Regions from separate parts of the Homo sapiens genome. Here all the other regions are linked to region 3. A link is a loop called in an ENCODE intact Hi-C map of the cell type or tissue named here. Cell type or tissue: heart left ventricle. All regions are shown on one strand. Region 1 overlaps CPEB3 (cytoplasmic polyadenylation element binding protein 3). Region 2 has its middle 140 kb from the start of IDE. Region 3 holds the start of LOC124902483 (a long non-coding RNA gene).

What was found. Hi-C counts contacts between places; a loop is a spot of excess contacts. Peaks named below come from ENCODE experiments on the same cell type or tissue, not always from the same donor. Only the 100,000 strongest peaks of a DNase experiment are listed, where the experiment ranks them.
Region 1: a loop joins it to region 3, with 2.3 times the contacts of the local background. A loop is called at or near these places in 2 of 110 quality-filtered maps.
Region 2: it touches region 3 in a loop (2.4-fold over the local background); 5 of 110 quality-filtered maps call a loop at or near these places.

The regions. Positions count from the first base shown.
Region 1 is chr10:92,120,621-92,128,620 of GRCh38, forward strand. All of the region lies in intron 6 of CPEB3 (cytoplasmic polyadenylation element binding protein 3), which reads right to left. Among named protein-coding and RNA genes, the nearest start is that of CPEB3, 170 kb to the right of the region's middle. In heart left ventricle, no CTCF peak of the experiment used is centred here; no DNase peak of the experiment used is centred here; H3K27ac peaks cover 4,416 bases.
Region 2 is chr10:92,430,855-92,438,854 of GRCh38, forward strand. No RefSeq gene overlaps it. Among named protein-coding and RNA genes, the nearest start is that of IDE, 140 kb to the right of the region's middle. In heart left ventricle, a CTCF peak has its summit at 4,349 (motif pointing left); no DNase peak of the experiment used is centred here; H3K27ac peaks cover 1,965 bases.
Region 3 is chr10:92,236,629-92,244,628 of GRCh38, forward strand. It overlaps CPEB3 (cytoplasmic polyadenylation element binding protein 3), which reads right to left. Exons shown (of 10, transcript NM_014912.5): 2 at 2,718-3,733. The coding sequence starts at 3,722. It overlaps LOC124902483 (a long non-coding RNA gene), which reads left to right and starts at 4,561. Exons shown (of 2, transcript XR_007062247.1): 1 at 4,561-4,647; 2 at 6,609-7,398. RefSeq lists silencers at 3,060-3,199, 3,960-4,009, 4,020-4,189. In heart left ventricle, no CTCF peak of the experiment used is centred here; DNase peaks (open chromatin) are centred at 2,350 and 3,153; H3K4me3 peaks cover 6,986 bases; H3K27ac peaks cover 6,102 bases.

The DNA.
Region 1 (8,000 bases), 120 kb before region 3:
CTGTAAAGGACATTACTGAAACAATCTGGATATTTCTTGTTCTCAGGAGATATGTGCTGAAATATTTAGGAATGAGAGTCTACAATTCTTTTTTTTTTGAGACAGAGTCTTACTCTGTTGCCCAGGTTGCAGTGCAGTGGCATGATCTCGGCTCACTGCAACCTCTGCCGCCTGGGTTCAAGTGATACTCCTGCCTCAGCCTCCCAAGTAGCTGGGATTACAGGCAAGTTCCACCACATCTGGCTAATTTTTATATTTTTAGTAGAGACGGGGTTTTGCCATGTTGGCCAGACTGGTCTCAAACTCCTGACCTCAGGTGATCCACCCACCTCAGCCTCCCAAAGTGCTGGGATTACAGGCATGAGCCACTGTGCCCAGCCTACAACTTACTTTTTTTTTTCTTTTTGAGATGGAGTCTTGCTCTGTCACCCAGGCTGGAGTGCAGTGGCACAATCTCAGCTCATTGCAACCTCCACCTCCTGGGTTCAAGAGATTCTCCTGCCTCAGCCTCCCGATTAGCTGGGACTACAGGCACGTGCCACCACACCCAGCTAATTTTTTGTATTTTTAGTAGAGACGAGGTTTCACCATGTTGACCAGGATGGTCTTGATTTCTTGACATGGTGATCCATCCGCCTCGGCCTCCCAAAGTGCTGGGATTACAGGCGTGAGCCACCACGCCCGGTCTACAACTTACTCTTAAATGGCTATTGGGGAAATACACACACATATATATATATAAAATATATTTTATATATAATATATTATATATATATAATAGAGAGACAGCGCGTGAGCGAGCATGCACGCAAAAATGTGGCAAAATGCTAACAATTGGTGAATCTAGAAGAAAGCTATATAGGTGTTCACTGTATTATTCTTAGAGCTTTTTTGTAGGTTTGACTTTTTTTAAATAAAAATTTGTGGAAAAAAAACTACAAGGTCTCCCATTCTAAAAAGAGATGTGTATTTTTTTTTTTAAGGAATCAACAGTTCTTAAAATCAACTAATACTATTAGTGATGTATTTGTTTCAAGTACCAACTACAAATGGAAAAAAAAAAATTCAGCTTGTGGAGCTGTATCCTGAACCACTGCAGCATTCATAAAATGGCAGACCAAGGAATGGCTGGTTTTGGATTGAGACCAACCCTAGAAGGAAAGGTCCATGGCCTGGACAGACAGGCAGCTCTCTCCTCTCACAAAATCAAGCTTCCTATTACCAGTGACCTTCCTAGAGAAACCTAAAGGGCACTGCTCTAGCCAGAGCTGCCTGAGTTCAGACTTTTTTTGGTACAGGCAGTCTGTCCCAAACATTCTCTCTGACTTTGGCTTTCAGGTCAGAGGACTTATCTGGTTTGCCTCAGGAGACTTTTTTTGGATTCAATTCAAGGGTACCAAAAACATCTAGGAGATGCCAGGTATGATGCTAAGTACTGAGGTTGCAAAGATGAACAAGCCAAAGAAGAACCCTGATCCAGAAAAAATCAGACTGTCAATAACTAATAAGCAACATTAAAAGCACTATGTTGGAGGTATCTCCTACAGGACACTGGGGAGAAAAAAAGGGAGCAGATTTGTCCAAACATCAGGGAACACCAAAGAGCAAAGGCCATATCTGACCCAGAGGCTGATTACTTTTCCAGAGAGTAAAGGCATTCCAAGTTCAGGAAGGTGCACAGGCCACGGCATGGAAAGGCCAAAGGGTCAACTCACTTGGACAACGGTGAGCAGAGTTCATTAGTTAGAGTATAGGATTGAGAGTGGTGGGTGGTAAGAGTTGAAGCAGCTCATCAATCCCTGCCTGCAGCGGAGAGCACTCACTGTAGGTCTCTGAACTGGATCTCTTATTCATTTTCCTCTTGAATGAGGATACCTGATCTCCAAGATTTACTCAACACTTATGTAATCTACACACTGCAGGGGACTACTATCATGAGCAAATTCTTGTTCTTAAGGAGTTTATATACTAGCACTAGAAGATTGTATAGAATAAATTCACAGAGAACTCTGACTTAGGAACAATGCATTAATGATCCTAAGAAGTATTTTTGTAAACATATTTTTAAAAGTTGGACTTCACAGAAAGAAGAAAGATCACTTTCAGAGAAGACATGAATAGAGAAATCAGGAAAGGCTTTCTGTAGGTGGTGGCACAGGGGCCAGACCTTAATGGTACAACATAGGTGAAAACATTGAAAACACGGAGAAGACATTCCAAGGGAAACAACTAACCTAAGTTAAAATGTAGAGGTAGCTCTGCAGATAGATACTGCCTAAGTGCACGGATTCCTAAACACTCTGCTTAGATTCAGAACTAAACATATTTCTTTAACAATATTTACTGTGTGAGGCTGAGACTTGATTCTAGCCTGTTTTGTGTTTTCTACGACACTACCAACTTTCTTTGTGGGTTGGTTGCTTGGCAGCAGGGGTGGGAATAGTTGGGAATGGACAAGAAAACAAGCCGGCAGCGTAGAACCACCTCAGAGTTCAAAATTGGTAATCTACTTCCTGTGTTCTTAGCAAAGTCTTGCAGTCCAGGGCAGTGACCTGGGGCATTTGGACTTAAAATCTGCTGTTTACATAATCACACATTCCCTATATAAAGAGGTCCTTGTGAAGTCTGCCAATCTGTCAGTTCTAGTCACAGTCAGTTCAAACAAGCACCTGACCAAGGAAACTGAGACCAGACTGGGGGTGTGGGAGAGAACTGGTCAAACTCGTTGGGTAATTTTATGATTACTGAGCATTACATTTAAGTCACAGGCAAGGACCAAGGACGCTAAGATTATTCAACACCTAATAAGCCTAAGTATTGTGTTAGTGCTTTCACACACTGCCTCACATAATCCTCTTAACAACCCAACGAGTAGTATTAACTCAGATAAGTAAACTGAGGCTTAAAGGTTAAATTACTTGCTCAATGTCATATAGCTAGTAAATGCTGATGCCCACATCTGAGTCCACAAACCTAGCTTATGCCCCACTGCCTGTTACACTCCCTCAGTCAGCAAACAACTGGGGAACTCTGTTTCAATCCAGGTGATGCTCTCCTACAGACAGATGAAGCTTTAGTCTGGCCTTGTGCATATACTGCCTGAGCTTTGATAGTCTTAATTTCTTCGCCTCCCTGGACTTTAACATTCCTCTGATCAGTTCTTAATGCTGTTTCAAATGAGTTTTTTTCTGTGCCAGTCTTCTCAAGACTGAAGTGGGTCCATTCTCCTTTGAAAGACAACCCAGGTCTTTGCTCTCAGTTTTCAAAAAATTTCACCAGACCCTCCTAGCTGGCTTCCCATTCCTAACTCTGCAATTAACATATCCTCTGTTGGTCTCACCTGCTCACAGCCTTAGCCCTATCTAACTACTGTCAGCAAGTCCCAACCCAAGCTATATCCTCTTCTAAAACATCCTCTCTGCCTCAGTCTGCCAAATTTCCACCTTCCATTTCAGTTCCTAAAGTCTATTTTTTCCTCAATAAAAGTTCTCATCAGGAGGAGTTATGACTTCTCTGAACTAAACAAGCATTTCCCCCCATCCCATCACCTCTGCCTGGTCATAGCACAGTGTGTACTTAGGTGACCTTGAACAAGATGTTTCTGTTATTTACGTGGCTGCTCAAGCTTTGTCCTGTGGACTATATATTCCTAATGACTTCTTTCTGTACAGTCCCTCAAACTGTAAATGCTTTGAAAGCAAAGACTAACTTTATAGTTCATCTTCAATACAATGCTGAAGAGACAAGTGTTTATAAAAGTGTAAACTGAGAGTGTGCTAAGCTTTTAAAAGCAAAGATAGATGGACTCCATCTGTCAAAACAGAACAAAACAAAACAAAAAGCCCACCCTTGCTATCACACAATGCAGTTTCCATGTTTTTACAAGAAAATCCTTCCTGGGTATGAAAATCACAATCAAGTAAAATATTAAAATATAGGGTTCATAAATCACCAAACAGTGTGAGCACTATAAGCCAGGACCTGATTTTTTTTTTTCTTAAAGGAAGACAGAATGTTACTCAAAAGATGACGAACTGCAAAAGGTTAAATACAGGCTAAAACCCTTGGCTTCCCAACTTGATCAGTTTACGTAACTCAGAAGGTGGAAAAACTTGGAATCTGGCCTAAAATAACACTGACTTATTTCCATTCAAGTTATGCTACAAGGGAAAAAATGTGAAGTTTGAAAACTTTCCTTTCCAAAGCCAGATTTAGACAAGTTGAAGGAAAAAGAAATAAATGCTACACTGCAGCCCACTGCAGCTCCACAATGGCCTGTTTTTGCCCACTCAAAGTAGATTCCTCTTCCTTGTTCCTCAAGCAGGATCTCCTTAGCTAGCTGGCTTGTGTTCAAACTGAATAGTATGTGGCCTGGCTTGTGCCAGGTTCACAAACCATGCTGGTATTGCATAAACTTCCACAACTACATGACCTTGGTTAAGAGCACCAGAGGGCAAGCCAGCCTAGCCAGTGCAGAGGACGTATAGAATCACCAGCAGAAATAGCCATCCAGGAATACAAACTTTTCTAAAAGTGGGTGGGAATCATTAGTGCACAAGGGTTTGGTCACTCTTGTATAAAGCTGTGTGCCTATTACTATTTCTGTTCACCTGGACCCTGTGCCCCTAGACTGCTGAAGCTGACACTGTAAGCTGCCCAAGTAAGCTGAGAATGACAGCTTCCTCCATTCCACTGCCAGCATCATTGGCTTCTGAAATCAGTTTCAGAGCCAGATGGCCAAACTCATGTACAACATCTGTAGCTGGCTGCCATCATTGCCTTTGCCCAAGAGGCCTCAACAGTGGTAGCACAGCTGTGCTCATTGCACAGCAGATGCCAGCTCCTTTCCCTGGGCCCATATTCTCTGTCCCACTATGAGAGGTGAGGCTATTGCAGTATCAGGATCAGCTGTTAGTGCAGAACAAGGGGTAGAAGGCTCAGGGTGGACAGGCATTTTTTGGTAGCTCCAGTGACAGCAACTTTGGAGATGGAATATTTTCCCAGTGGGCAATGAGGGAGGTTATGCTATCTATCATCAAGCTTGTCATGTCCATCTTATCTTCCTAGTGGCCACATTCACAGCTACATGCTAAAGGAAACAGACTTTTTTTTTTTTTTAAGACAGGGTCTCACTCGGTTGCCCAGGCTGGAGTGTAGTGTGGCACAATCTCGGCTTACTGCAGCCTTTACCTCCCCAGGCTCAGGTGATCCTCCCACCGCAGCCTCCCAAGTAGCTGGGACTACAGGCATATGTCACCATGCCCAGCTAATTTTTGTATTTTTTGCAGAGATGGCGTTTCACCATGTTGCCCAGACTGGTCTTGAACTCCTGGGCTCAAGTGTTCTACCTGCCTCGGCCTCCAAAAGTACTTAGATTACAGGCATGAACCACCACACCTGGCCCTAGAACTTCTTTTACTAAGTAGTCAAGGATTCTAGGGCCCTATCATTAGGATGACCTATGTCACAGCTAGGTGTTAAAAAATGAACTGGGTCAATCAAATTCCCTCTCTCTGGAATTCAACTAGAAATATGAAAACTATACAAACTGAGTCATGACAATGGTGGGAGATTACAATGGATAATTAGTAACTTCCACTGTTCAAATCCCTGCAGCTTGCCACACACCCTAGTACAGCCTCCATGATACCTGGTTATATTATAGCTCCTGTTCTTGGACTCCCCTTGTTACTCATAACCACACCCCTGATTTGAGGTAGCACAAAAGAACTTATCCTTGCAGTCAAATAACTCAACTACCAAGCAGTTCACCCATGTCCAGAAATAGTGTGGCATCATCCACGAGGCAGAATTCCATGGTTAAGTTATGGCTAAAGGGCAGCTCAGACCTACAGCCCCAGTCTAAACCACCTCTTTGGAAATACTCCAGCTATGTGAGTATGACAAACAGAATACAAAGGCTCAGGAAAAAGCCAAGGACCACTTTCGTTTTCAAATGTTAAAATGTACCTTGGGTCATATAGCTTAAGATGCTAATTTTAATATAAAATCCAGCCTTGTAAATAACAGCATTATCTATCAGATTATATAGCTTAAACCTGTCCTCCTTTTCCACCAATCATACAGAGGAGCAAAACAAATAAAAATAACTTTATTATCCACCAGGTAAAATAGTATAAACTATTGGTCTGTCAGGTTCAAGTCTGTCTAACAAAAGCTGTGTGTTCTTATGAAAAGATACTTCACCTCTTTCAGTCTCAGTTTAAAATAAAGGTTGCACTAGAATGAGATAATCTTTAAGGAACTTTCCACCTCTAAAATGTGGTGGGTTCTATTCTCTGATCAAGTAATGAACTCATCATTTGCCAGGATACAATTCATTCATCTAATAGATACCTGAAGGTCATTGAGCCAAGTATGCAAAGTACTTGGTATTGAGCAGTGAACAAAATATAAAAAAATTCCCTGCACTCATAAAACTTACATTGCAGTCTGGAAAAAAAGTCAGAAAAACACATCTAATTTTTCAGGTCATAATAAGCATTTTAAAGAAAAATAAAATGAGGGTAAAAAAGAAATAAATTGGCCAGGCACGGTGACTTACATCTGTAATCCCAGCATTTTGGGAGGCCAAGGCAGGAGGATTGCTTGAAGCCAAGAGTTCAAGACCAGCCTGGACCCCATCTCTACTAACTAAATAAGTAAGTAGACAGAAAATGCGAGTAAGAGGAATACAGAAAAAGAGGATACAGGGGCTAGACATTTGAGCAGTGTCTAAGTGAGAAAGTGCTCCATTTAGAAATGTGGGGGAAGGCCTGGTGTGGTGGCTCACGACTGTAAATCTAGCACTTTGGGAGACCGAGGCAGGTGGATCACCTGAGGTCAAGAGTTCACGACCAGCCTGGGCAATATGGTGAGACCCCCATCTCTACTAAAAAATCCTAAAAATCAGCCAGGTGTGGTAGCACACAGCTGTAATCCCAGCTACTTGGGAGGCTGAGGCATGAGAATAGCTTGAGCCTAGGAGGTGGAGGTTGCAGTAGGCCAAGACTGTGCCATTGCACTCCAGCCTGGGCAACAAAGCGAGACTCTGTCTCAAAATGAACAAACAAAAAAGAAATGGGGGAAGAGGGCTTCAGAAAAAAGGAAGTACTAAGGCCCCCCAGAGGCCTCAGTTGTCTTGTCCAAAGAATAGCAAAGTAGTCAGTGTGGCCATAGTGGGTAAGGGAGAGAATGATAGGAGCTAATGTTAGAAAACACCCAAAATTCAACAGATGAGACCTAAGAGGAAAAGACTTAAAACACTTCAAGTACAAGACTCATACCAATGTGGCCCCTGGGTTCTTCAGGGGTGCACTATACACCAAACACAGAAGCAAAAAGGTAAGTTCACAACCACAATGTACCATTTATCTGACTTGAAACTAAGCACAACATTTGATACAGATGTCCAAATTAGCTAAAACTTCATACAGAAAATTGCTTTGGGAAGCCATATAATAGCAAATCTGGAGTCATTAATATTTTCATTTATTTTAACTGTGGTTAAGTAACCTTCACAAAATTTATCCTACAGAAAATAATCTGAAAGAGAAGGCCATGTACAAAAATATACCAAGAGAAGCATTACTTCTAATAACCCTTCAGAAGTATCCAATCTTTTGGCTTCCCTGGGCCACACTTGAAGAAGAATTGTCTTGGGCCACACATACAGTATAGTAACACTGATAGCTGATAGGCTAAAAAGAAATGGCAAAAATAAAAAACATAATGTTTTAAGAAAGTATACAAATTTTTCCTGAGCTGCATGTGGCCTGTGGGCAACAGATTGGATAAGCTTGGCCTAGATGACCAAAAAGCAAGTCAGTTATGGTACAAACTCCTTGAAAGGTGGCCTCTTTAAAAATATGAAAATTGGTAACTAATTAAACTGAAGAGCTTCTGCATAGCAAAAGAAACTATCAAAAGAGTGAACAGACAACCTACAGAGTGAGAGAAAATTTTTGCAAACTATGCATTTGACAAAGGTCTAATATCCA
Region 2 (8,000 bases), 190 kb after region 3:
TTTCCCCTGCGCTGCTTACAGGGATGGCATATGACACAGCCCCAGGGGACACATTACTATGTTGTGCTCCAGGGAGGGCCTGCCTTTGCCTTCATGACCTTTTCCAAGGTGACATCATGTGCCTATAATATCTTTTCTCCATTTGCCAACTCAGTTTTCTCCAATTCCTTAAACAGCCAGTGAATTCACGGAAATCCTCTTCCATTAAATCCTTTTGCTGCAGACCACAGAATAGCAACTATCCTGAATATTCTGACCCCTGAATAGCAAATTACCACTCTGCTGAATCAAAATGTGGAACTCTTACTCGTTCCCAGTTCTTTTTCCAATTAGATGCCTTGTTGTTTACTCTTAAAATCAACTTAGGTCTCTTTCCTTTCTTTCCTCTTTTTCCTTTCTTCCTTTCCTTCCTTTCCTTTCCTTCCCTTCCTTCCTCCCCTTCCTTCCTCTCCTTCCCTTCCTTCCCTTCCCTCCCTTTCTTCCCTCCCTCCCTTCCTTCCTTCTTTCTTTTCTCTTTTTCTTTCATCTTTCTTTCTTTTTTGAGATGAAGTCTCGCTCTGTCACCCAGGCTGGAGTGCAGTGGCACGATCTCGGCTCACTGCAACCTCCACCTCCTGGGTTCAAGTGATTCTCCTGCCTCAGCCTCCTGAGTAGCTGGGATTACAGGCACGCACCACCACACCTGGCTAATTTTTGTATTTTTAGTAGAGACGGGGTTTTACCATGTTGGCCAGGCTGGTCTGGAATGCCTGACCTCGTAATCTGCCCTCCTCAGCCTCCCAAAGTGCTGGGATTATAGACATGAGCCACCACGCCCGGCCTATTTATTTATTTTTGAAACCAGTTCTCACTCTGTCGCCCAGGCTGGAGTGCAGTGGCAAGATCATGGCTCACTGCAGCCTTGACTTACCAGACTGAATCAATCCTCCCATCTCAGCCTCTCAAGTAGCTGGGACAACAGACACGTGCCACCATGCCCGGCTAATGTTTATATTTTTTGTACAGACAGGGCCTTGCCATGTTGCCCAGGCTGGTCTTGACCTTCTGGGCTCAAACCATCTGACTACCTCAGCCTTCCAAAGTGCTGGGATTACAGGTGTGAACCACCATGCCTTACCCAAATTAGGCTTATCTTGATGCAAACACCTTGTTGTCTGTTGCTATTTGGTTTATTGTTTCTGTGTCATTGTCTGTGTGTTCGGCCATAGCAGTGATGTATGTGTCCTGATCTGGTGCTTACCCTGAAGAAATCATAGGCTGTGTCAGGTAGAGCCATGGACAGTCTGGATTATCTAGCACAGTTCTGTTGAAAATATTCATTTGATATGTCAAACTATGCATTTTGTTTTCTTTTTCTTTGTTTTATATAGAATCAGGGTCTCACTATGCTGCCCAGGCTGGTTTTGAACTCCTGGCTTCCCACCTTGGCCTCCCAAAGTGCTGGAATTACAGGTGTGAGCGACCATGCCAAACCCAAACTGTGCATTTTGGCTCAGAAAATGTTGTTAGGGCAGGAACACTTGGCAGATTTCTTGGTATTTACAATTAGGCATTTAATACATACTTTTTAGAAATAACAACAACAACAAAGGAACTTGAGCTTCTCAAGTCTTAGCTTTGTCTAAAGCCCACAGGGTCTCTTTAGAAAGGATAATGTCTAAAATCAACATTATAAATATATTTATGGGAGACTGGTTTGAGTAATAAAACTCCGGTCTCCCGCAAAAATAAATAAAAATAAATAAGTAAATATATTTATGTTCTATATGCCAACATAGCAACTTCTCAGTGATGTTCAGTAAGGGATAAATTCCTCCATTTATTAAGTGTCTAATTGTAAATACCAGGAAATCTGCCAAGTGTTCCTGCCCTAACAACATCGGAGAACAACAGGAAGCCTGATCAACAGTGGCTTTTCCCCTCATAGCAAGTGCAGGGATAGGCAGTCCCCTGTAGTCCCAGCTACTCGGGAGGCTGATCAGCATAAAAGCTGCCCATAGTCGCCATCAGGGAGGGATCCGGGCTGCTCTCACCTGTCCATTCTGTCCTTCTTAGTTACAGTGGCTTTTGTCCTCACACTTGTCATCTCATGGCCAGTGGTGGCTGCTCCACTTCTAAGTTTCATGTCCCCAGGAAGATGGTAGCAAGAATTCGGGGGTGGAGGGACAAGGGAAAAAGACACTTCTTGTACTGAGGTATTGTCATTTTATTCAGGAAGGGAAGCCCTCCTTAGTGATTTCACTTAGATCTCATTGACCATCTCTCCCTACAAGGGAACAGAGAGACGGAGTTTGTAGCTTTTACAGCTTCTGTGACAGAGCTAGACAAGTGAGATGGGAGAAATGATTGGGAGCTACCAATCAAGTACTTCAGACTTAAGAAAAAAATAGAAATCACATTATTGCATCTGCATATTTCCTAAAATCCTGTGAGCAACACATCTTACGCTAATTTACTTGTGCAGATGTTGATTTCTATCTACATAATTTACAGAATGATCTCATTTCAAAAATTTCCACTCCATAAAATATGAACAATATTACACTCCTTTCTTATTTTCAGTTTTGGTGTCAGTTTATATGGTCTATTTTATCAAAGTGAACTAGGAAAAGGATTGAAAATATTTCTAGATTCTAATTCAGGTAATTGGGTGAATAAGAGTTTTTTTTTTTTCTTTTTTGAGATGGAGTCTCGCTCGGTCACCCAGGCTGGAGTGCGGTGGCACAATCTCAGCTCACTGCAACCTCTGCCTCCCGGGTTCAAGCGATTTTCCTGCCTCAGCCTCTCAAGTAGCTGGGATTACCGGCACGCACCACCACGCCCAGATAATTTTTGTATTTTTAGTAGAGATGGGGTTTCACGATGATGGCCAAGCTGGTTTTGAACTCCTGACCTCAAGTGATCTGCCCACCTCGGCCTCCCAAAGTGCTAGGATTACAGGTGTGAGCCACCACGCCCAGCCAAATAAGAGATATTTTTAGCCATGTGTCATTTTTCTTTCTTTCTTTTTTTTTTTTTTTTATGAGATGGGGTATTGCTCTGTTGCCCAGTCTGGAGTACAGAGGCACAATTATAGCTCACAGCAACCTCAAATTCCTGGGCTCAAGCAGTCTTCCTGCCTCAGCCTCTTGAGTTGCTGGTATTACAGGCATGAGCCACCACACCTGGCTGTCATTTTTATTTTACTTTATTATTTTATTTATTTATTTATTTAGAAACAGGATCTCCGTCTGCCTGTCGCCCAGGCTGGAGTGCAGTGACATGATCATGGCTCACTGCAGCCTTGACCTCCTGGGCTCAAGTGATCCTCCCACCTCAGCCTCCAGAGTAGCTGGGACTACAGGTAAGAGCCATCATGCCTGGCTAATTTTTTTATTTTTATTTTTTATAGAAATGAGGTCTCCCTATGTCGTCCAGGCTGGTCTTGGACTCCTGGGCTCGAGCGAGCCTTCTGTTTCAGTCTCCCAAAGTGCTGGGATTTCAGGCATGAGCCACCATATCCAGCCCTGGCTGTCATTTTTAAAGTTAGTTCCTGGTCTTTTCCTCTGAGGTGGCAAAAATTTCTTTGACTGGCAAGCAACAGCACCAAAGGTAATGTTACCTATCTTCCCACGTTTGTCCCCGCTTGGCACATTACATAAATTGGAGTCAGCCAGGTTCCATGGCTCATGCCTATAATCCCAGCAATTTGGGAGGCCAGGATGGGAGGATGGCTTGAGGACAGGAGTTCAAAACCAGCCTGGGCAACATAGTGAGACCCCGCCTCTACAAAAAATAAAAAATTAGGCAAGGTGGTGAGCACCTATAGTCCTAGCTACTCGAGAAGCTGAGCCTGGAGGATCACTTGAGCCCAGGAGTTCCAGGCTGCAGTGAGCTATGATGGAACCACTGCACTCCATCCTGGGAGACAGAAAAAGATCTTGTCTCTAAAAAAAAAAAAAAAAATTAAGGGCTGGGCACAGTGGCTCACGCCTGTAATCCCAGCACTTTGGGAGACCGAGGTGGGCGGATCACGAGGTCAGGAGTTTGAGACCAGCCTGGCCAACATAGTGAAAACCCGTCTCTACTAAAAATACAAAAATTAGCTGGGTGTGGTGGCAGGCACCTGTAGTCCCAGCTACTTGGGAGTCTGAGGCAGGAGAATCGCTTGAACCCAGGAGGAGGAGGTTGCAGTGAGCCGAGACCACGCCATTGCACTCCAGCCTGGGTGACAGAATAAGACTCCGTCTAAAAAAAAAAATTAAAAGAAGAAACCATAAATTGGAGTTGGTGTAGACATAAAGCCAGAGAATGGGTTTTGAGTGTGTGGAGCATTTTTCACTGAGAAGTGCTTTATCTCCATCTTGTGGACAACCTTATCTTTGCAATGTCAGCAGTGGTTCTCTGGCCTTAAACACACATAAGGATCACGAGGAGGACTTGCAAACAATCCAATATCCAGTCCTCTCTACCCCATCCCCACCAACTCAGTTAGTGTAGATATATATTTTATATATATATATGTGTGTGTGTGTGTGTATATATGTGTGTGTGTATATATATGTGTGTGTGTATATATGTGTATATATGTATATATGTGTATATATATGTGTATATATGTATATATATGTGTGTATATATGTGTGTGTGTGTGTGTGTATATATATATATATATATATATATATATATATATGATCTGTAGCTGGGCGATAGGAAGCAGGAAAAAAAAGATCTGTAGCCAACTTTCATATGCAATTAGGGTTAAAAACCAATAAGTTAGAAGAAACTCTAAGTCAGTTATGAATACTGGAACAATCATTCCTTCTATAAGACTGCCATAAAGTAAAAAGAACAATCTCTGTAGGTAAATTATACAATCTTCCAAAGGCCCTTTTACAACTTGCAGAGAGGAAATCAAGGAGTTGCTAGCAATATGAGAAATCTAAACCCAAATCCAAATTGCTTTCTGTGCAACTCTCCCTATGATGAGGCAGAAATGTGCTGAGCAAAGAGACATGCAAATACACACACCATCAGACTTGTCCCTGGGCCAAACTGTGAAGTGGTTTCCACCTGCTTTTGGTATCATATATGTTTCCTGGCTGCTTTCTTGCGTATATCCTTGTTTAATTCTGGTTCTTCTCATGAATGCCAATATTTGCCTGAGGGCACAGGGCCCTGGAAGGCCTCAGGTGCCCACCCAGATCTTGCTTTTCCCTCCATCTTTTCGTTTATTAAAACTTACCTTGCCGGGATCTGATTCTTTCTCAGCTCATTATCTTCTTAAAAAGCTTCTCAAACTAATTCCCAATGACAATGGGTCAGTCTTCATCATAATGCAGGCATTATTGGAATTTTTTTTTTTTTTTTTTTTTTGAGATGAAGTCTCCCTCTGTTGCCCAGGCTGGAATGCAGTGGTGCAATCTAAGCTCACTGCAATCTTTTGCTTCCCGGTTCAAGTGATTCTCCTGCCTCAGCCTCCTAAGTAGCTGGGATCACAGGAGCCCACTATCACGCCCGGCTAAATTTTGTATTTTTAAAAGTAGAAATGGGGTTTCACCATTGTGGTCAGGCTGGTCTCGAACTCCTGACCTCAGGTGATCTGCCTGCCTCAGCCTCCCAAAGTGCTGTGATTACAGGCGTGAGCCACCATGCCCAGCCTGGAATAAAATTTAGTCATTAAAATAGGAGACCAAGTTCTGCTCTGGCAGTGGTTGACTAGATGGTGCTGAAACCTCTCACTGAAAACAAACTAGAAAAGATGTACAATATATACCATTAAGAGTGAAAAGACAAGCCAAAGAGTGATAAATAATAAAAATAACAAAAGAGCTCAGACCCAAAATATATGGGACTCCTACAAATCACTAAGGATTGACAACACAATTAAAAAATGGCTGAGAGGCCAGGCACAGTGCCTCATGCCTGTAATCCCAGCGTTTTGGGAGGCCAAGCAAAATCACTTGAGACCAGGAGTTCAAAATTAGACTGGGCAACATAGCAAGACCCCTGTCTCTACAAAAAAATTAAAAAATCAGCTGGGCATGGTTGGGCACAGTGGCTCACGCCTGTAATCCCAGCACTTTGCGGGGCTGAGGCGGGTGGATCATCTGAGGTCAGGAGTTCAAGGCCAGCCTGACCAACATGGTGAAACCCCATCTTTACTAAAAATACGAAAAGTTGACAAGGTGTTAACTTTTCTCATATTGCTAGCAACTCCTTGATTTCCTCTCTGCAAGTTGTAAGAGGGCCTTTGGAAGATTATATAATTTACCTACAGAGATTGCCTCGGGACGCTGAGGCAGGAGAATCATTTGAACCCGGGAGGCGGAGGTTGCAGTGAGCCGAAATGGCACCACTGCACCCCAGCCTGGGCGACAGAGCAAGACTCTGTCTCAAAAAAAAAAAAAAAGAAAAGAAAAGAAAAGAAAAAGGCCGGGTGCAGTGGCTCATGCCTGTAATCCTAGCACTTTGGGAGGCCGAGGTGGGCGGATCACCTGAGGTCAGGAGTTCGAGACCAGCCTGACCAACATGGAGAAACCTCATCTCTACTGAAAATACAAAGTTCACCGGGGGTGGTGGCGCATGCCTATAATCCCAGGTATTCGGGAGTTTGAGGCAGGAGAATCGCTTGAACCCGGGAGACGGAGGTTGCAGTGAGCCGAGATCGTGCCATTGCACTCCAGCCTGGGCAGTAAGAGTGAAACTCCATCTCAAAAAATAAAATAAAATAAGCTGGGCATGATGGCACACACCTGTAGTCCTAGCTACTTGGAAGGCTGAGGTGGGAGGATTGTTTTAGCCCAGGATTTTGAGGCTGCAGTGAGCTATGACTGCATCACTGCACTCTAGCCTGGGTGACAGAAAGAGACCCTGTCTCAAAAAAAAATTGGTGAAAGACTTCACAAAAGGGAACACTGAAAAGTCAATACACATGAAAAGTTTCTTAAGCTCATTATATGCAAAGAAATGCTAATTAAAACCACAGTGTATATACCTACTACACCCATGAGAATGGCCAAAATTTAAAAGACTAACAGTTGGTCCAAGAGTTGTGGGTTGTTAAGCTGATTAATATTGTCTCCCTCTACAACCATGCTTGACTCCAAAAAATAAAGAAAATAAAAAATAAAAATACTGGCCAGGTGCAGTGGCTCACGCCTGTAATCCCAGCACTTTGGGAGGCTGAGGCAGGCGGATCACGAGGTCAGGAGATCGAGACCATCCTGGCTAACATGGTGAAATCCCGTCTCTACTGAAAATACAAAAAATTAGCCGGGCGTGGTGGTGGGCGCCTGTAGTCCCAGCTACTCGGGAGGCTGAGGCAGGAGAATGGCATGAACTCACGAGGCAGAGCTTGCAGTGAGCTGAGATTGCGCCACTGCACTCCAGCCTGGGGGACAGAGCAAGACTGCGTCTCAAAAATAAATAAATAAATAAATATAAATAAATAAATAATAAATAAAAATAAAAAGACTAACAATACCAAGTGATGGTAAACAGCTGAAACTCTCATACCCTGCTGTGAGAGTGTAAATTCGCATAGTCACTTTGGAAAACTGTTTAGTTGTATCTGCTAAAGTTGCTCACACACATGTATCCTATGACTTTGCAATTTCACCTGTTACAGAAATAGATGCAGATACGTACCAAAGACATGTTTTTGTTGTTGTTGTTTTTGAGACAGAATTTCGCTTTTGTTGCCCAGTCTGGAGTGCAATGGTGGGATCTGGGCTCACCACAACCTCCGCCACCCAGGTTTAAGCGATTCTCCTGCCTCAGCCTCCCGAGTAGCTGGGATTACAGACATGCACCACCATGCCCAGCTAATTTTGCATTTTTAGTAGAGATGGGATTTCTCCACTTTGGTCAGGCTGGTTTCAAACTCCCAACCTCAGGTGATCCGCCCACCTCAGCCTCCCAAAGTGCTGGGATTACAGGCATGAGCCACTGTGCCTGGCATCAAAGACATGTTTTAAAATGTTTAAAAATAGGCTGGGCGCAGGCCAAGATGGCGCCAC
Region 3 (8,000 bases):
ATCCCAGCTACTCGGGAGGCTGAGGCAGGAGAATTGCTTGAAACCGGGAGGCAGAGGTTGCAGTGAGCCGAGATCATGCCACTGCACTCCACCCTGAGCAACAAAAGTGAAACATTGTCACACACACACACACACACATAAAATACAGTGATTGCTTTTGCAATATAAGCCATGTAAGTAAAGCTACTCAAAATCTATTGTGTTGGCAGAAACTGGCAAAAAAGAAGCAGTGCAGGGTAGAATGGGTTTCTTTAAAAATTTTAACATACATTAGAGTAGATCACTGCAGAAAGACTCTTTTATTAATAGCTCAAAAATCTGTTAAATAAAAAATAAAGTTGCTATTCTATAAAATAAACTCTGATTTAAATAAAATCACATTTGCCAGAATAAATATTTTGAAAAAATCATCGAAACCACTTAAGATATTTTCTTCCTTTTTTAGAAAAATTATTTCAATAAATGCACATACACAAAATTCTGCACACAAGACTCAGGTGTTCTTTGTTTCTAACACAAACTTGGTACGGTTATCAACAGAAATCAAGTCTAATATCCCAGCCAAAGCACAACCAACTTCCTCCTCTGATCCTAAAATTGCTCCAAAACCCTAAGCTCTGTTTTATGAAAAAGAAATGAGACATAATGTATATGTAATTCTTCCCAAGGCCAAATAAATAATGCTCAATTTTCAATCAAATCTGTCCTCCTACAAATCTTTTGGCCATTTTTGCCTATCCAATAGCATCACCAGGGATGGAAAGATGAGACTATACTGAATCCAGTCCATTTGGCTCTTATTAGCATCATTGGTGAATGGTTTGCTGTGTAACAACTGGCAATCCCTATACTCCTCGTCAATATCAGGTTTGACGAAACTATGTGGATTTAATCTCTCCCTAATCCCCATGCCAGGAGATAATTCACCAATAGCTAGTTGTATTCAGAGTCAACTCCCAGAAAAAGATAACAAGATCTGTCTATATTATCAGCTCCCAAAACTCCCTATAAGATTTTAGGTTATCCTCTAAGACTGAACTCAGGTACGGAGCATGAGAATAAAGAGAGGGAATGTTAGAAAAAGAGGGCCTTTCCTACCAAATGCAGCCTCCCTGCTCTACCCCCTCCAAAAATAAGCACATAAATTCCAGAAAGCAAATTCCTCCTTTTCTCTATGAAATGAATCCCACCTTGCAACATCTCATTTTATTAAAATAAACAAACTTTAGAATGGGAAAAAAATATAACTTAATATTGAAATCGTCCATTCCTGAAGGATCCTTGTGAAAATTCCTTGTGAAGATCCTCTGTCATCAAAGTTAAAAATCATTACTCTAGCCTAGAGAGTCATGTCCTTCTCAATAACCTCATCTCTTCCTTCATGAATGGGAGCCACTCCAAACATCTGTAATGTAAAGAGATGAAGACTGCATCTGCACCTGACACTATACCTCTCTCAAACTGTCAGCTCTACCAAGCACTCCTCAAAGGATTTCTGCTTCATTTCCTTGACCATCCAAATTGGGTCTTGTTGGAGGCCTTCCCCTCTCCCCTTTTTCTTTAACTGAGCCTAGAAGCTTACAGCCAAATCAACTTCTAAGTGAAGGATAAGTGTTTGCCTGGGAGCAAAAGCCGCCTGTGAACACACACCCGCACTACGCCTTTCCAACCCAAGATGCCCAGGACACTGCCAATTGCTATGGCTGTGGACTAGATCAGAAAGCAAGAACAGAAATAAGGACACTCTTCATTTCAACCTTTTTGTCTGGGGCACATCCTGAGTTTTTCATTGGCATTTAACACCAAGACACAGGACTCATTTTTCATTAAAGTTGCAAGACTTTCACTTTGCCCAGTTTCAAATGATGTAATTGATCTGTATTTTCTTAACCCAACTGATGAAGGACACTGCAGCTTTAAATATTTCAGTGCTAGCTAGCAAATAGACTCCATTGCAATATGGCTCTGAAGGTCACGTCCTATTGTCTCTTACCTCCGAAAAAAAAAAAAAAAATCCTTCTTCTAGGTAACATGGAGAGGGTTGCCCTTAGAATTTCCACTCTTCCACCTCCTTCCCTTACACAGTAGTGAGTGTTTATTAGGATCTCACACTCATAATTTTCCCAGCAGGGGCAATATGCTGATTGTTATTAATGATTCTAGCACCTTAGCGAGACATAAACACATGTGTTCACATTAGTTTAACTGAGCATACGCAACCGTCTGAAATAGCACCACTCAAGGGTTGTTAACCTCTTTAAGAGTAAAGTCAGGGTGGTTTGGGTGTGGACCGCTTGCAGGCGGCACCCTGAGCTCAGGATTGCATAACCTGAAATGTGTAGCTACTCAAAATGATAGGAATCTCAGCCTACTCATCCTGGGACTATGCCGGCACCTTGCCACACACTTGCAGCTTTACTTGTCAAAGGAAGTCAAAATAAGAGGTACAAACACCATGAAGGAGAAAATAAACTAAAAGAAAAAGGCTTCTTCTACCCTGAAGGGACGAATACGATTCCTCCAGTAATCACAATGTTCTCCCAACCTCATCCTCTGATAATGGAACAGCCCTAAAGAACTGGAGGCTTCGGAAGGGGAAAGAGGAGCTGGACATTGCTGCCCTTTTTAAATATAAGCGGGTGGATGATTAAAAGTCAGAGAAGTGGCAAAAGGAGCGGGGCAGAGGGAAGGAGTGTGTAGGTGCAGCAGAGTATTACCTGAAATGGCAACAGATTGTTACCATTATCGGTCCGGAAAGCGTTATCCTCCATCCAGGACTTGGAAGTGAGAGGGGCCGCGCGAGGGAACTTGGGCGGCGCGATCACGTTGCTGGAGAAGGGCTTTTTGAGCGGCGAGATGGGGTTGAGCGGGGAAGGCACCCCGACACCCACACCCACGCCCACACCGACCGCCCGGCGAGGGTCCCGGCCCGCCTGCAGGCCGCCCCAGGGGTTGGACGGTGCGCTCCAGGCTGCATTCACGCTTTGGTGCGTGTTCCAGCTGGACGAGGCCGACGAGGCGGCGGCTGCGGCAGCAGCGGCTGCAACCGCCGAAGACGAGGACGGCTTGCTGGTCATGATGGGCTGGTGGCCGTACGCCGCGGCGGCGCTCCTCTGCGCGTAGGGCGCCTGGCTGGGGCTGGCGGGTGAGCGGCGCTGCTGCGGGGGCTGCGCCTGTGGTGGCTGCGCTGGCTGTGCCGGCTGCGGCGCGGGCGCAGGCGGCGGCGGCTGCTGGTGGTGCTGGGTCTGCGCCAGGCCGATCTGCGGGGAGAAAGTGCCTCCGAAGACTGGGTTGACATGGTGCGGGAAGTTCTGGAAGAGCATGGTCCCGTTGACTGGGGTGATCCCCTGGAAGAAGCTGTCCTCTACCGCGTTGGTGGTGCCCGTGGACCAGGTGCTGCCGAAGGACGGCGACAGCGACGCGCCCGGTGCCGCGGGCTCCTGAGGCGGCGGCGGCTGCTGAGGAGGCTGATGGAAACTCAAGCCTGGCAGGAGCGGTGATTCCATCTGCATCTTGTCCGGGCCGTTGGGGGCCGGGGGGGCAGCGGCTGGGCTGAGGGCCGGCACTGCGCTGTTTTCCTCCGGCTTGGGGGTCTCTGAGGAGAGGGGCGTGGACGGGGCTTCGGATACGCTGGACTCAGGTTGGGGCTGCTGCTGCTGCCGCTGCTGCTGCTGGGGCTGGGGCTGGGTTTTGCTTTTGTCCATCAGTAAATCATCCTGCATGGTTTGCGCAGCTGAAACGGGAAAAAAGAGAGACGCGTTATTGTCAATGTGATCATGAATGTCCCTCGCTGAAGCGGGCGGGTGTTTCACTTGCGAAAATCCATCGCCACCGCTACTAGCCAATTGCAATGCAAATCCATAATCTCCCATTTAGAAGAACAGGTCAGGCTGTTGGGTGGGGAATAGGGAAGGTGTCGAGCAAGGTCTCTAAAAATACTGTGAGAGCGTCTTCAACCTTTCAGATGTCTTGGTTCCTTTTCTGTATTAGTGAGAGATGTGCTTATAAGACAGAAAAGACAGCAATTTCGCCACGTCTCTTTTCCCTTCACCGGAACTCAGAGCGTTCGCCCTGCAATGAGAAACTGATTCTGGTTCCTGTTTTTTCCCAAGCACCACCCTCCCCCACTTATTTGCATACGTCAATAAATACTGCTGCGTCCTTCAGCAAGGTTAAAAAGACACCGCACACACGACCCTTTCTTCTCCCTTCCCCAGCTCGAACACTTTTTAAAAAAACAAAACAAAAAAACCAGTATTAGCCCTCTTGATTAGCAAACTGCCTTCTTGCGTTGGTAATTGTTTCATTTAGCTGCAGCGAACCACGAGGGAGGAATCCTTGGCATTTGTTAGAAGGACTCAGCTGCACAATCATTCTCTGGCCTCCCAGTAGCTGCAGCTACTCCATTTTGTTAGGAGACAGTTAATTTTAAAAAAAACGTTTTTAAAGAAGTAAAAACCTACTGAAACGTTTGGAAGTGCTTGCTTCTTGTTACTCTAAGGATTATGGTTTTTCTGCTTATTCCCCAATTTTCTTGTCTCCAATTCTGCCGCACAAGAGATTTCTTGGCATCGCAGTGCTTCAGGTCTCAACAGGAGCCTAAGAATTTCTCTGCAGAGTGGAGAAATGCTTCTGGTTGGATTTAAGGTCAGAGAGTGCGCGCGAGCGAGCGAGCGCCTGTGAGATAGGGTGGGGGTGGGGCTTTAAAAAAAACCCTCAGAGATTTAAGTAGACAGTCAAGATAATTCTGGGGTTGTCAGATTTTCAATTTTGAATCCTCCTGCTGCTGTCTTGGTCACAAGACTTTGGCAAATTTAGAATCCATTCTCTTATCACTAGTATTAGCAGCGAAACACTATGGTTTGAAGACCCTGAATTACCATATGCTAGCAAAAGTGTTAAAAATAGAGGAGTACAAAGTCTCAAATTTTCATACATTGTAATTATAGTGCATTGCCATCACTGCTTCATTTAGCCATATAAGGAGTGTATGGTATTTTCCATCTCACAGAGAAGGGCTATATTCACCTCTACCATACAGCCTGTTTTCTTATTCAAGGATGAAAATTACTAATCACTCAAAACCCGGAGACTGCCATACATGTAGTTAGCTTGTCCTTAGAACATGTTAATTGCTTTAAATATATAAATATTACAGTGCTGAGACCCTAAAAACAAATATTTTGAAATGTTAAAGGGGCATATGACCAAACATATAATTATTTTTAGATGATGATTCAGTACAATTGCAACAAAGTTATTAATAAATTTAATGCAGTTACTTAATTAACCCAGATACTTGGAGAGGAATCTTTCTCAGGACACTTGTGAAAAGGCATTCAGATACACACAGAAGCTCTGCCTCTAGACATCCTCATGATAATAATTATTGTTAAAATCAACATATCAGAAAATGAAAATATTAACTATTATGCAAAATATATCAGACAAATGGGATTAAAAGTAGTTCTATTATTTTATTAGAGACTATCATTAAAATGGTTCATTAGTATCTTTTATTTCAAAGTTTCATACACAAAATAGTGGTGGGCTAAAGGAAATGCTTCGCAGCCACCTTGCTCTCCCTTCTATTCCTCATTCCCCTGCCTTTCCTCCCTTCAACCCCCCCAGGGAAAAAAACCCAACTCAATATAATATACAACACAGATTGCCGGCTACTACCAATAAAATCTATTTAAGATTGCTTTTATGTTCCTCAGTTCCCTTGGTCTAAAACAATGGCTTTGATCAGTATTGCAAAATACAATACAAAGAGGCAAATGAAGCTTTGATTTAGACAGCACAAAGTTCTATTGCTGCCACAGAAGATGGTCACAGAAAGAGACATTTTCATACTTGGTTTAAACGGTGCTGCAGTAAACCATTATAATCTGAGATTTGAGTCACTTCCAGTGAGCTAGAATTGTCTTTATAATAGCCATATCATCATGGCTGAAATAGGCATTTGATTATAATTTTAATATCACTCTGCTTTTCCGGTTGCTTGTATCAATGCTTGCTGTTAATGCCTTCAGTTTAAACTACATGCTCTTCATGGAAAAATTAATGCTGTACCTCAGCAAAAAAGCCAAAAAGTAAGCTGGACTCAGAACATTTTATAGTAGCTGTAATCAATGTTAACATATTCATTGAATTTTAAAAATTTTATACCAGGAACACCCATTTCTCTTCTCAACACTCCTTAAAAATATAAATTTTGCTTTCTGCATAAATTCACTCTGTCAAGGTCAAGACCCACCTTTAATAAATAAGACCTTTTCAAACAAAAGGTAAGCAATAGATTAACATAAAATTTGCAAAGGTAGTATTCAACGTCTCTCAGCAACTGCCTGTATAGTTTGTTTTGTGTTCTTGGGGTTGTTTTTTGTTTTTTTGGGTTTTTTGTTTTTGTTTTTGTTTTTGCTTATTTACAGCAAAGTGAGAAATAGATACCTCCTTCCCCTCCCCCACCACACACAATAGATATTCTTTTACATGCAATAACCCAATTTCAAGTAACAAAATCTTAGTAGCAGTTACCTTTGAGTGTCCAGTTTTTAAGAATCGATAAAATTTAAAAGTATACAGTATTTATTTTCTTCTTTCAGGTTGATTATGTGACCGCTCTGGCAAAAGCACTTTGACAACTGTAAGATGAGAGGGCATGCGCACACAGGGAACTGTGGGGGCTGAAGTCCTTCACAAGGTACTCGATCTGACTTCAGCACGTTCAGCCGGGAAAGGAGGAAGTCTCACAAATACAGATTCTGAGGGGAAAAGGTTGTGTCCTGATTACATTATATCCTCCTAACCAATCTAAATCACGAGTTGTTGAAATAAAAGGGAAAAAAATAAACTGGTTTGTCAACTTGCCATAGGAAGCCAGGATAAAGGGAAACTGAATTGTAGTATTCAGAATAAATAAACCAAGCAGAGCTACCTTAAATGGTTAGAATGGTAATGACTGGGTAGCTAGCAATAGGAATCCTACTAGAAAGAGACTGGGGTGGAGAGGAATAGGCAAGGGAGGGGGAACTACTGGAGAATGTTAGATACTTAAAATCTGACCATACTTAAACACTTAAATAATTTTTTAAATTTTTCAGCAGAGATGGCATAAAAGAATCACTTTTAGTTTAGAATAAAAAACACCTTAATGTTAAATGTGATATCAACCTTAGAGGTCAGGTAAAAATAGATTTTAGTCATAAATTTTTGACATCCACCAGATTTCTTGTATTTTAGTTTTCAATGCAGGAACAAATCACTTATTTTAAGATTGTACCTGATAAGCTCTGAACCAACTCACCTCCTTATTTTTACTTGTCAAAATAAAAGTTCACCTTGCATTATTCATACAAAGGATTACTCAAATAAAATTCAACTCTTATACTAAAATAATATTTGGTGAATTATTTAAAAACAATTGTATATGTTGCCGGGCAGGGTGGCTCATGCCTGTAATCCCAGCGCTTTGGGAGGCCGAGGAGGGCAGATCACCTGAGGTCAGGAGTTCGAGACCAGCCTGGCCCACATGGTGAAACCCCATCTCTACTAAAAATACAAAAATTAGCTGAGCATGGTGGCAGGAGCCTGTAATCCCAGCTACTCGGGAGGCTGAGGCAGGAGAATCGCTTGAACCTGGGAGGTAGAGGTTGCAGTGAGCTGAGATTAGGCCACTGCACTCCAGCCTGGGTGACAGAGTAAGACCCTGTCTCAAAAAAAAAAACTAATAATAATAACAATTGTACATGTTTAGTGTTACATTGCATAAGACAATGACTTCTTTCTTTAAGACAAACAGTAGATACAGTTTTCTTTTTTTTTGAGATGGAGTCTCTCTCTGTTGCCTAGGCTGGAGTACAGTGGTGCGATCTCAGCTCATTGCAACCTCTGCCTCCTGGGTTCAAGCGATTCTCCTGCCTCAGCCTCCCAAGTAGCTGGGACTACAGGGGCATGCCACCACGCCCGGCTCATTTTTTGTATTTTTAGTAGAAAAG